Linked DNA regions of Mus musculus: region 1 is linked to region 2. Evidence: chromatin contacts called from ENCODE Hi-C or POLR2A ChIA-PET data. All regions are on one chromosome and are shown on one strand. The core of a region is the stretch at or near the end of the contact, and the rest is flanking DNA. Distances in the headings are between cores, read along the strand shown.

What was found. Hi-C counts contacts between places; a loop is a spot of excess contacts on that map. ChIA-PET counts read pairs that join two places held with the same protein, here RNA polymerase II (POLR2A).
Region 1: a map of T-helper 17 cell shows a loop between it and region 2 (2.4-fold over the local background). The contact joins the promoter of Cth here to the promoter of Zranb2 in region 2. A Hi-C loop is called at or near these places in 1 of 37 maps with a recorded cell type or tissue (T-helper 17 cell). POLR2A ChIA-PET finds 5 or more read pairs at or near these places in 1 of 5 experiments (embryonic stem cell).

What each region holds. Positions count from the first base shown.
Region 1 is chr3:157,921,471-157,926,531 of GRCm38, reverse strand. It overlaps Cth (cystathionase (cystathionine gamma-lyase)), which reads left to right and starts at 1,469. Exons shown (of 12, transcript NM_145953.2): 1 at 1,469-1,666. The coding sequence starts at 1,502. It overlaps 1810013D15Rik (a long non-coding RNA gene), which reads right to left and starts at 1,324. Exons shown (of 6, transcript XR_867796.2): 1 at 1,186-1,324; 2 at 286-429.
Region 2 is chr3:157,532,832-157,537,481 of GRCm38, reverse strand. It overlaps Zranb2 (zinc finger, RAN-binding domain containing 2), which reads right to left and starts at 3,317. Exons shown (of 10, transcript NM_017381.3): 1 at 3,008-3,317; 2 at 1,096-1,148; 3 at 896-1,004. The coding sequence starts at 3,063. 4930592C13Rik (RIKEN cDNA 4930592C13 gene) reads left to right here and starts at 3,392. Exons shown (of 2, transcript NR_152231.1): 1 at 3,392-3,472.

The DNA of each region.
Region 1 (5,061 bases), core at 220-2,719, 390 kb before region 2:
AAGACAGAGAATCCACTGAAGCTCCTGGGTGGTCTAGCCTGGGGTAAGCAGTGCAAAGACCCTGCGTCAACAGGGAGGTGGAAGACTGTCCTCTGACCTCTATGGGTGTGCCACACATTCCTCTGCACTCTCAAATACGATAAACAGACAAGTATACAAACAAATAGAAAACATCCATGTTTGTATAACCCAGGGCTTACCAACTGTACTTAGAACTGGACTCAGAACTGTTTCAGGCCCTTCTACTCCTCGGTGTTTTCTGTGATCTCATCAAAATGTACTTACGTCTTTAGAGATGGCTCAGGGAGCAAGAGCATTGCCCGCAGGAGCATTGGTTCCAGAGCACCAGGGCTTGGCTTTCTCTCCCACACGCAGATCACATCTGTTTCCAAATGCAGTTCCAGGGGAATCCAACAGCCTTTCTGACCTCTGTAGACATCAAGTATGCATGTGGTGCAATACACACACACACACACACACACACACACACACACACACAAACACATCGTTAAAATATACTCAGGCTGAGAACATACTTTAAAAGGAGAAATACTAATCAAGCAAGCATGGTAACCCGTTAGTGTTTCAGAGGCTACCCGCTTCCCCTGTGCCTCTGGCAGTGTACACTTGGTTCTGGAAGGTGATTGTGTCTGGAGCTAATTTGAAAAGCATACTGATTGTGTTTGCTCTTCGTAGCTTTTCCAAACCGTAGCTTTTAAAATCAGTTGTTTATTCCTTAACACCTTCCAAATTCGTTCAACAGTGTTTCAAAGTTTTAGGTTCGGGCTGGTGAGATGGCTCAACAGGTAAGAGCACCCGACTGCTCTTCTGAAGGTCCTGAGTTCAAATCCCGGCAACCACATGGTGGCTCACAACCATCCGTAACGAGATCTGACTCCCTCTTCTGGTGTGTCTGAAGACAGCTACAGTGTACTTACATATAATAATAAGTAAATATAAATAAATCTTAAAAAAAAAAAACAAAAAAAAAAACAAAGTTTTAGGTTCGACTTCCCAGGTACAGAAACTCCTTAAATTCCCCAGTTCTCGGACAAGGTGTAAAATTAGGTCAAAGCTACGTCTTTTTGGGAGCAAAGCTTGGGCCTTAAGGCCTGATCTTGGCCAGAGTAGAGACGCGGGCGCTGGTGGCACAGCTGTGGCGGTCCTCAGATCCGAGGGAAGCACCTGCCTGCGTGACCCTTGCCGGAACTCTGGGGCCACGCGAGGCTGCTGGAGGTTGCGTCCCTATCCTGCAGACAAAGGGGATCTCTGGGCTGAGTGCTGCACCTCAGTGCTGAGGTGTCCCACGTGGGCACTGCTCTGTGCCACTGGGAGGCGGGGCAGGAACGATCGGGGCAACACCTCCACTGCCGACCAATAAGCAGGGCCGCTGCCTAGGGACCAGCGATGATTGGTTGCGTCGGCCCCTCCCCACCCTGGATATAAGCGCCAAAGTCCAGAAGGTTTTAGCCAAAGCAACACCTCGCACTCCTGCCCCAGCATGCAGAAGGACGCCTCTTTGAGCGGCTTCCTGCCTAGTTTCCAGCATTTCGCCACTCAGGCCATCCACGTGGGACAAGAGCCTGAGCAATGGAATTCTCGTGCCGTGGTGCTGCCCATTTCGTTGGCCACCACATTTAAGCAGGACTTCCCGGGCCAGTCCTCGGTAAGCAGCCGGGCAGGGCTGGGCTGACTGTGGGAGCGCTCGGGACATGCGCTCTCTGCGATTTTCAGTTAAAAACCAGAACTGTAAGTTGTTGAATTCTGTAGCATCGAAGCTACCTGCAGCCAGTCCTACTTTGAAAAATGAAGGCTCTTGGGCTGGTGAAATGGCTCAGCAGTCGTGCTGACTAGTTTTATATCAACTTGACTCAAGCGAGAGAGGAGGGGACCTCGATTGAGACAATGCCTCCAGTAGATCAGGCTGCAAGCAGGCATTTTCTTAATTAGAGATTGATGGGGGAGGATAAGTCCATGGTGGGTGCCCCCCCCCCCCAGGCTAGTGGCCCTGCGTTCTATAAGAAGTTGGGTGAACGAGCCAGTAAGAAGCCACCTCTCCGTGGCCTCTGCATTAGTTCTTGCCTCCAGGTTCCTGTCCTAACTGCTTTCCATGGTGAACTGTTAAATGGAAGTAAAATAAAAAACTCTTTCCTCCCCAAGTTGGTTTGGGCATGGTGTTTATTACAGCAGGTATATAAAGGTGCTTGTCACCAGACCTGACTACTATAATTCAATCCCATAATCTATAGGATGGAAGGAGAGAACCAACTCCTGTAGTTGTTTTTTTTTTGTTGTTTGTTTGTTTGTTTTTGAGACAGGGTTTCTCAGTGTAGCCCTGGCTGTCCTGGAACTCACTTTGTAGACCAGGCTGGCCTCGAACTCAGAAATCCGCCTGCCTCTGCCTCCCAAGTGCTGGGATTAAAGGCATGAACCACCACCTTAGTTGTTCTTTGATGCACCCAAAGGCTTGCACTCTCCCTCTCTCTCCTTCTCTCCCCCCTCCCTCTCTTCTCTCTGTCCCCAGTCTCTTTCACCCACTCCGTCCCTCTCTCCCTGTCCTTCTCTTCCTCCCTCCCCCCTCAGTCTCTTTCTCTTTCTCCTCTCTCTCACACACTAAACAATGAAAATCCTAGAATTAAGATTAGTTTCAGTCGGTATGTTCAGTTAATAGCTAATGTGTATTTATGTACCAAGTGCGTACTTAAAATCTATGTGTGTTACATGTAGAGTCTCACTGAAGGTTAACAAGAAGGATCCTAGCCTGAACTAAGGTCTCAAGTGTTCAAACTGAGATAGCTGAGATAATAGGGTTATAAGATTTAATTTATCTTGAACCCCTCCCTTCTGCAACTGACTCCATGGTGCTGCACTGTAACTGAGCTATGTAATAGTTCAAGCCATTTCATCATCTAAGCCAGCAGTTCTCAACCTCTGGGCTGTGACCCCTTTGGGAGTGGAACAACCCTTTTCAGGGGTTACATGTATCAGGTATTTACATCACGATTCCTAATAGTAGCAAAATTACAGTTTCGAAGTAACAACAAAAATAATTAGTTGGGGGTCACTACACCATGAGGAACTGTATTAAAGGGTCACAGCATCAGGAAGATTGGCAACCATTGATCTAAGTAGTGTGGCTTTGTGATTAAGAGCACATGGGTTTTAATTCTTACATCAGCTTCTCTGACTGAGTAACCTGGAGGAAGCTATTTAACCCATCCAAGACTTGAGATGACCTTGTGTAAACTGGGATAATGATAGAACACACTACACAAGCTGTTACTGTTGTAACATTTCTAAATTTTGTAGTACACACTTAGGAGTACTTTGGTGTTTGCAGTCTTCCTGCCTTGTTATTTCCATTTGACCACAGCAGCTAAGTCATAGGGCAGGGGTTAAATCCTTTTATAAAAACGGAAACTGACCCAGACTCAACAAACACAAATGACCAAGTGACTGGTAAAGCCTGTAAGATGCAGCCTTGTGAATCTCATGGCATCTTCCTTTCTGGTGGCTTACTAAATGGGTCTTGGTATATTAAAAATGCCCCAGGTTCAGAGGACAGCTGTTATCAAAGCAGTTGTTGCACATTCCCAGGTCTTGACTGCTCTGAATACTGCCTTTCTGTGTTCTAAGCCAGGTAAAGTTCTTACAAACAACCCTTTTTTGTATGTGAGGTGGAGTCCCAAAAGTGTCTCTATATCAGGCTAGGATACTCCTGATGATGTGCATTCAAAATACGCTCATCACCTCCTCCAAGTGTGCCCCTCCTAGATAGGCTTGCTGCCTGTGTGGAAAAAAGTGTATAGAAATTGAGCAGTCAGGTATGATTTTAATGTTAAAACGGTTCAGAGAGCAAGCAGGAGTGGTTAAATCCAGTATGTGCTCAGAATCTCCAAAAGCTAATAGCACTGCAGCTAAGAGAAGTATCAGAGATCTTTAGTTCCATTTGAAAAGCCATGGAATGCACAAGATAATTTGCCAATGAAAGACGCTCTCCTTCCCTGGAAGTTAAATGTCTGCATGCTTATGAATATTTATGTGAGTCTGTTCTAGAAGCCAAGCTTTTGCAGGAAGGTTTGGTGAGTTTAGCATCTAGGTGATGAGTGCTAGAACCCTGTAAACTGTGTTTATCTAACACAGGGGGAAACTCTTAAAATTATTATTACTAATACTAGAAGTTTGAGTCTAAAACAAGGGTATAAGTAGTGGTGTACAGTATAAGCCAAGGGGAGAAAATTGTAGGATGTTTTGTTTGTTTGTTTTTAAAACAGTCTCTCTCTCTCTCTAGTGAGAGATGGCCTTGAACTCACAGATTAATCTTTGCTTCTGCTGGGATTGCAGATGTGTATGACCACAGGAGCTTAGATCCTAGGATTGGCTCTGGCTCTCACATTCCCCAGGCCTTACAACATTTGACTGCACTTTTCTCCAAGTAGGTCACAAGGCTAAATAAAAGGATTACATGAATCTTATGTATAAAGGGATGAACTTAAGTGCAAAGGGAGCTTGGCACAGGAGGGTCTTCACTGAGAACTGCTTCCTCCTTTTGTTTTGAGTCATTTTTGTTTTGTTTATTTGTTTGTTTGTTTGTTTTCGAGACAGGGTTTCTCAGTGTAGCCCTGGCTGTCCTGGAACTCACTCTGTAGACCAGGCTGGCCTCGAACTCAGAAATCCGCCTGCTTCTGCCTCCCAAGTGCTGGGATTAAAGGTGTGCGCCACCACGCCCGGCAAGTCATTTTTTATAGTGTCAAGATCTGAGCCCTGAGCAAGTGAATGGCACTTTCAACCCTCTCTGTGCTAAATGGACCTGTATCACTTAAGTCTTGGGAAGAGAAACACAGGTCAGACTCATTCGCTTCCCTTTTCCTAATCTTATAAGGAGAAGGTGAGGCTAACATAACTGCAAGGTCATTCTAATGTTAAGGACTGCCACCCACCTAGTGGTTAGCATAGCATGCTGAGGAATTTGTGCCTCACCCCATTTCATCTTCACAACTTTGCAAGTAAATGTGTATTGTCTCCCTCAATCCCAGACTGCAGGGAAAATCCCAGATGTTG
Region 2 (4,650 bases), core at 2,068-4,567:
CTGATTAAGGAGTAATGAAAATGAAATTTAAAAATCTATTTAATATAACATACTGAGAAGTGACATAACTAGAAATTCTGCTACTGAGGGGAAAAAGCAGTGCTTTAATCAAAGGTTCCATTTCCTATCATCTCTGAATCTACCTTAAAGAGTTTGGTCTCACCTTTCACAAATATGTTTGCTATTCTTAGTGCCCTCTATGAAATCCTTTGCAGTTCACTAAATCCTGTGACTTAGTTTGTAAGACAGCTTTCCTGTAAAGGTTCAAGGTCTGTCTACAGGACCAGGACTTTATGTAAGACGTTTTTCTGGTCCAGTGCTTTTTCATATATGTAGGATTTATTTACATAGCACAAAATGTGGAGATTGAGAAAATCAATACAAAATGAAATCTAAACCTGAAAGAAAAAAGTATTCTATTTTTTTCAAGCTGTCATGTGGCTGCTGGGAATTTAACTTGGATCCTCTGGAAGATCATCCAGTACTCTTAAGCGCTGAACCATCTCTCCAGCCTAAAAGGCAACAATAAAAAAAAAAATCTAACAAGAAGCAATTTTTATGGAAGGCAACTTAAGATTTTTCAAGTTGCTTTCATATTATAAAAGAGACAAAAAGTAGAATCAAAACAAAAACCCCAAATCATGCAATTATTCAGCAACAAAAAGTAGACCACAAGGTCTTCAATGTCCCCCAGACCTTTGGTTATCAGCTCATTACACACTACCACAGCAACAACTGGTAACACCCCTGAAAGATACCACTTAAAATTTCCCTTTTACTATAGTTAGCCTAAGACCAATGAATGTTTGGATCAATATGGCATAGCATCTTGTCACATAATTAGCAAGAGTTCATCATGTTGTTGCAGTAACAGACAGCAATCTGAAGCACATACGTTTTGCATTGCCAATCATTGGCACTAAATAAGCCCCGGCTCTTCTCTGCCAGTGTCTTTCCTATTTCTGTTCCCCCAGCTTTCATCATCTTGGCCTCAGTTGTCTTTTCTGCAAACAGACAAGAACTCGATATAAATCCTGGGAAATAAAGAAATGATCTGCATATACAGTATTAAGAGAATTATCTGTCAGCGCTCACCTCGACCACATCTGTTACAGCTGGTTCTCCTAGCAAAGTTTACATTTCCACACCTGCAAATAAAGTGAGATGCACTTAGAGTAGTAATTCCTAGATACTTAAACTGTTTACATTTTAAACTGTCCTCACTACACCCTGGAACGCAGAACAAGCTTATCCCATTATGTTAATATAAGCACCAGCAGGGAGAAGGAAAAGCTGGGTAAAAATCTCAACCTTGTGCTTACAGTTACTGTGGGAACCACTTTGGGACCCAAACCTTGCTATCTTCAGACTGGTGTATATCATTAGTTACATAAAAGTCTCTTGTTCCAAAGTGTCAGACTCTTCTATAACAATTAGACAAGATACCAGAGAGAGTTAAAAAAAAAAAAAGGAATATCAACTTTCATCTTGTTTGTTACAAGTAATAAATGTGATGAGTTTTAGAAGCATAAAATTCAAGCTGGGCAGTGGTGGCACAAGCCTTTAATTACAGCACTTGTGAGCTAGAGGCAAACAGATCTCTGTGAGTTCCATAGAGAAACTCTGTCTAAAAGGAAAAGATTAATCACAAAATCCTAGGGATGGATCCATCAGGAATGAACAGTTACAGAAGGACTCCAGAGAATTGATGAAACATTCTTTGAGAGGTAGGAAGTGCGATGATAAGGAAAAGACTGATATATTAACTAAAGACAGAATTAAATTGTAAAGAAATTTGAGTATTATAGTATTTATCAAATCTAAAACTAAAGAACAGAAAACAAAACCACAACCAACAGAAAAAAGTGTAACCTTATGACATTAACTAGTTAAGTTTTCACACACTTGCACTACTTTAGTATTTGTTAAAGCAGTTAGATACTCCAATTTAAAGCTTAAATAAGTAACGACAAAGAATCCACCACCCTATTAAAAAACAATGAATGAGATAAAATAGTGAAAGGAAGTGTAACACTAAACTGAATGGCTCCAGACAACTTTAAGGTCCCTTTTTCTGTTAAAAAAAAATACACACGTTCCAAGTAAAACTGAAAATATATTCTGAAAACTGTCTCCTTGATTTACATATTCAGTACAAATAACATTTAGTTTCTGCCGAGTTTAGGTGTACAGGACTTTGAATGAAGGGTCCTCCCAAAATATACATGGGTGCTTTCAGTAAGAACACAAGAGCACAGTTTTCTACGAGTCACACAGAAGGCAGAGAGGCTGGTGTCTTAATCTCTGAAGGGTTCCAAAGTGTCACACAGTTCCTGCAGTGACAGTCCAAGAGGATCTCGGTTCTAGTCTGCTGACTTGGTATGCTTAGCCTGATATCAGTCTGATACCAACCAAGTGGATCTGAGTGACATCATTTCCTTGCTCTCCACACACTGCCCATGTTATTTCGGTGTTAACTGTAGTCGAGCAATGTATTTTCTAGCAAAGGTACTTCAGGCTAGACGCTCTGCAGTAGACAGAAGAGTAAACCCGGGTTTCCTTCAGCTCTGACTCTGGCTTTCCAAGAACACGAGCTGGTACATCACTTTTCTTTAAAAATAGGGACACCTATTCAGAACGATCTCTGTGGCCATAAGCGGAGCACACCGGCTTCCCGGCCACGTACGTGCCCAGGCCTCCTGCCTCTCGGCAGGAGGATGAGAAAAGCCAAGTCACTGGGGACGGATCGCAGGCCCGAAAGCACGGCGGCCGCAGGGAGGGAGCGAGGGACGGAGGGAGGGAGGGACAGCGAGCGGCCCCGGCAGAGCTCGGAGCAGGGCCACTGAACCGTGAGCTCAGCTCCGCGCGGGGTCACGTGCGGGCCGCCCGCGACCGCTCAAGGCCGGCAGCGACCGCCCCGCCGTCCCCACAAAGGCCGCGACCCCGTCGCCGCCCTCACAGGGACCTCCCGGCCACCCCAGGTCCCACGGTATCCCGCCACGCTCACTTCTTGTCAGGGCAGATCCAGTCCCCGTCACTGACTCGGAAATTCTTGGTCGACATCTTGGACGCCAGCAGCAGTGCCGCCCGCAGCGACGTCCCCACCGGAGCCGCGGGGGCCTCGCGCCGGGCTGTCCTCGCGCCGCCGGACCCGCCCTTCCCTGGGGTGGGGGAGAACTCACACCGCCGGACCGCGAGCCTGGAGCAGCGGTGCGGAGACGACGCCCAGGAGCCAGCAGCCCGTCCTGAGGCTCTGCTTCGCTTCGGCCTTACCGAGCTCCTGAGCAGGCGTTGTGAGGACAGCCCGGCCCGGCGGCCATCGCAGCCGAGTTCTCCGCAGGCCGAAGGACCCTAGAGAAAGGCGCTTCCGTTTCCGGGGCGGGGCTAGGGCGCAGAGGCGGAAGTGACTCGGCGCGGCTCGATAGCCCACGGGCTTGCGCGTTGCCTAGGGTTTACTGGGGCGAGCAATAAGGTGGGAGGCTCGAGTCTTTGGAGAAGATACTTTATTTTTATTTTTGGACAGAGACTGAGGATTAAACCAGGTTGCCCCGGACATTACTGTTTCATACATACCACTTGGAACCTCTGTCAGGCTTCTGTAGGCCACGTCAAAAAGATAAACTTTTTTTCCTGTGAGAACATAGGGTCTCACTTTTAGCTCCACCTGGCTTGTGTAGTTAGGCTGCTTAGTATTTGGATGGAAAAGTCATATTAATGAAGGGAGATATCTCTCCTTCTTGGGCTGTTGCTTAAAAACTTAGCTTTAAAAATATTTAATATGTGTGAGAGATAAGCCCTGTACACAGAGGAGCCACCCCAAGGTTTTAGAAATAGGAAATAGTATTGATACAATTCTGACCCCAACTCACTACCTTTCCCCAGATTTAACACTGGCCCTTTGGGTTTATTCTCGTTCTTTATAAAAGATTTAGTTCATATACTGTATGCTTATTTTTTAAAGTGAGAAATGGTACAATTTACTGTGACAGAGGGTTGCTTTTAGTTCCGCGTAGTTTCTGAGTTTGCAGTTAGTTGCATGTAGCTCACTTTTATTTCAGTCATGCATATTCACAATTCTTTCTTGTGACAGTTAAGCCCCAAACCCTGCACTTTGTCACAACGTGCATTCAAGTATTCTTTTTAAAAGATTATTTATTTTATTTATAGGAGTACACTGTAGCTGTCTTCAGACACACCAGAAGAGAGCATCCGATCCCATTACAGATGGTTGTAAGCCACCATGTGGTTGCTGAGAACTGAACTCAGGACCTCTGGAAGAGCAATCACTGCTCTTAACCACTGAGCCATCTCTCTAGCTCCCCCCTCCCCCATGCAAATATTCTTGCAAATATTCTTACAGTTAACACCCAAATCTATGTTTTGGCATTGTTGATCAACTCTCGTGAACATTTGTGCACACGGGTTCTGGCATTTATATTTCTCGCATATAGCTCTTATCCAGGAGAAAAAAAAATCATTAAACTGCTTTGGTTTTAATGTCTAACACTTTTGATACTTATATTCATCTTGATCATCTCACTTGAAAGCTCTTGGATGTATTTTATTCTGATAATTGTCCACACCTTCCCAGTTATTTCATATTGTATAATCACTGATTTTTTCCTGGATTTTTATCTTGGGTAATGTGGA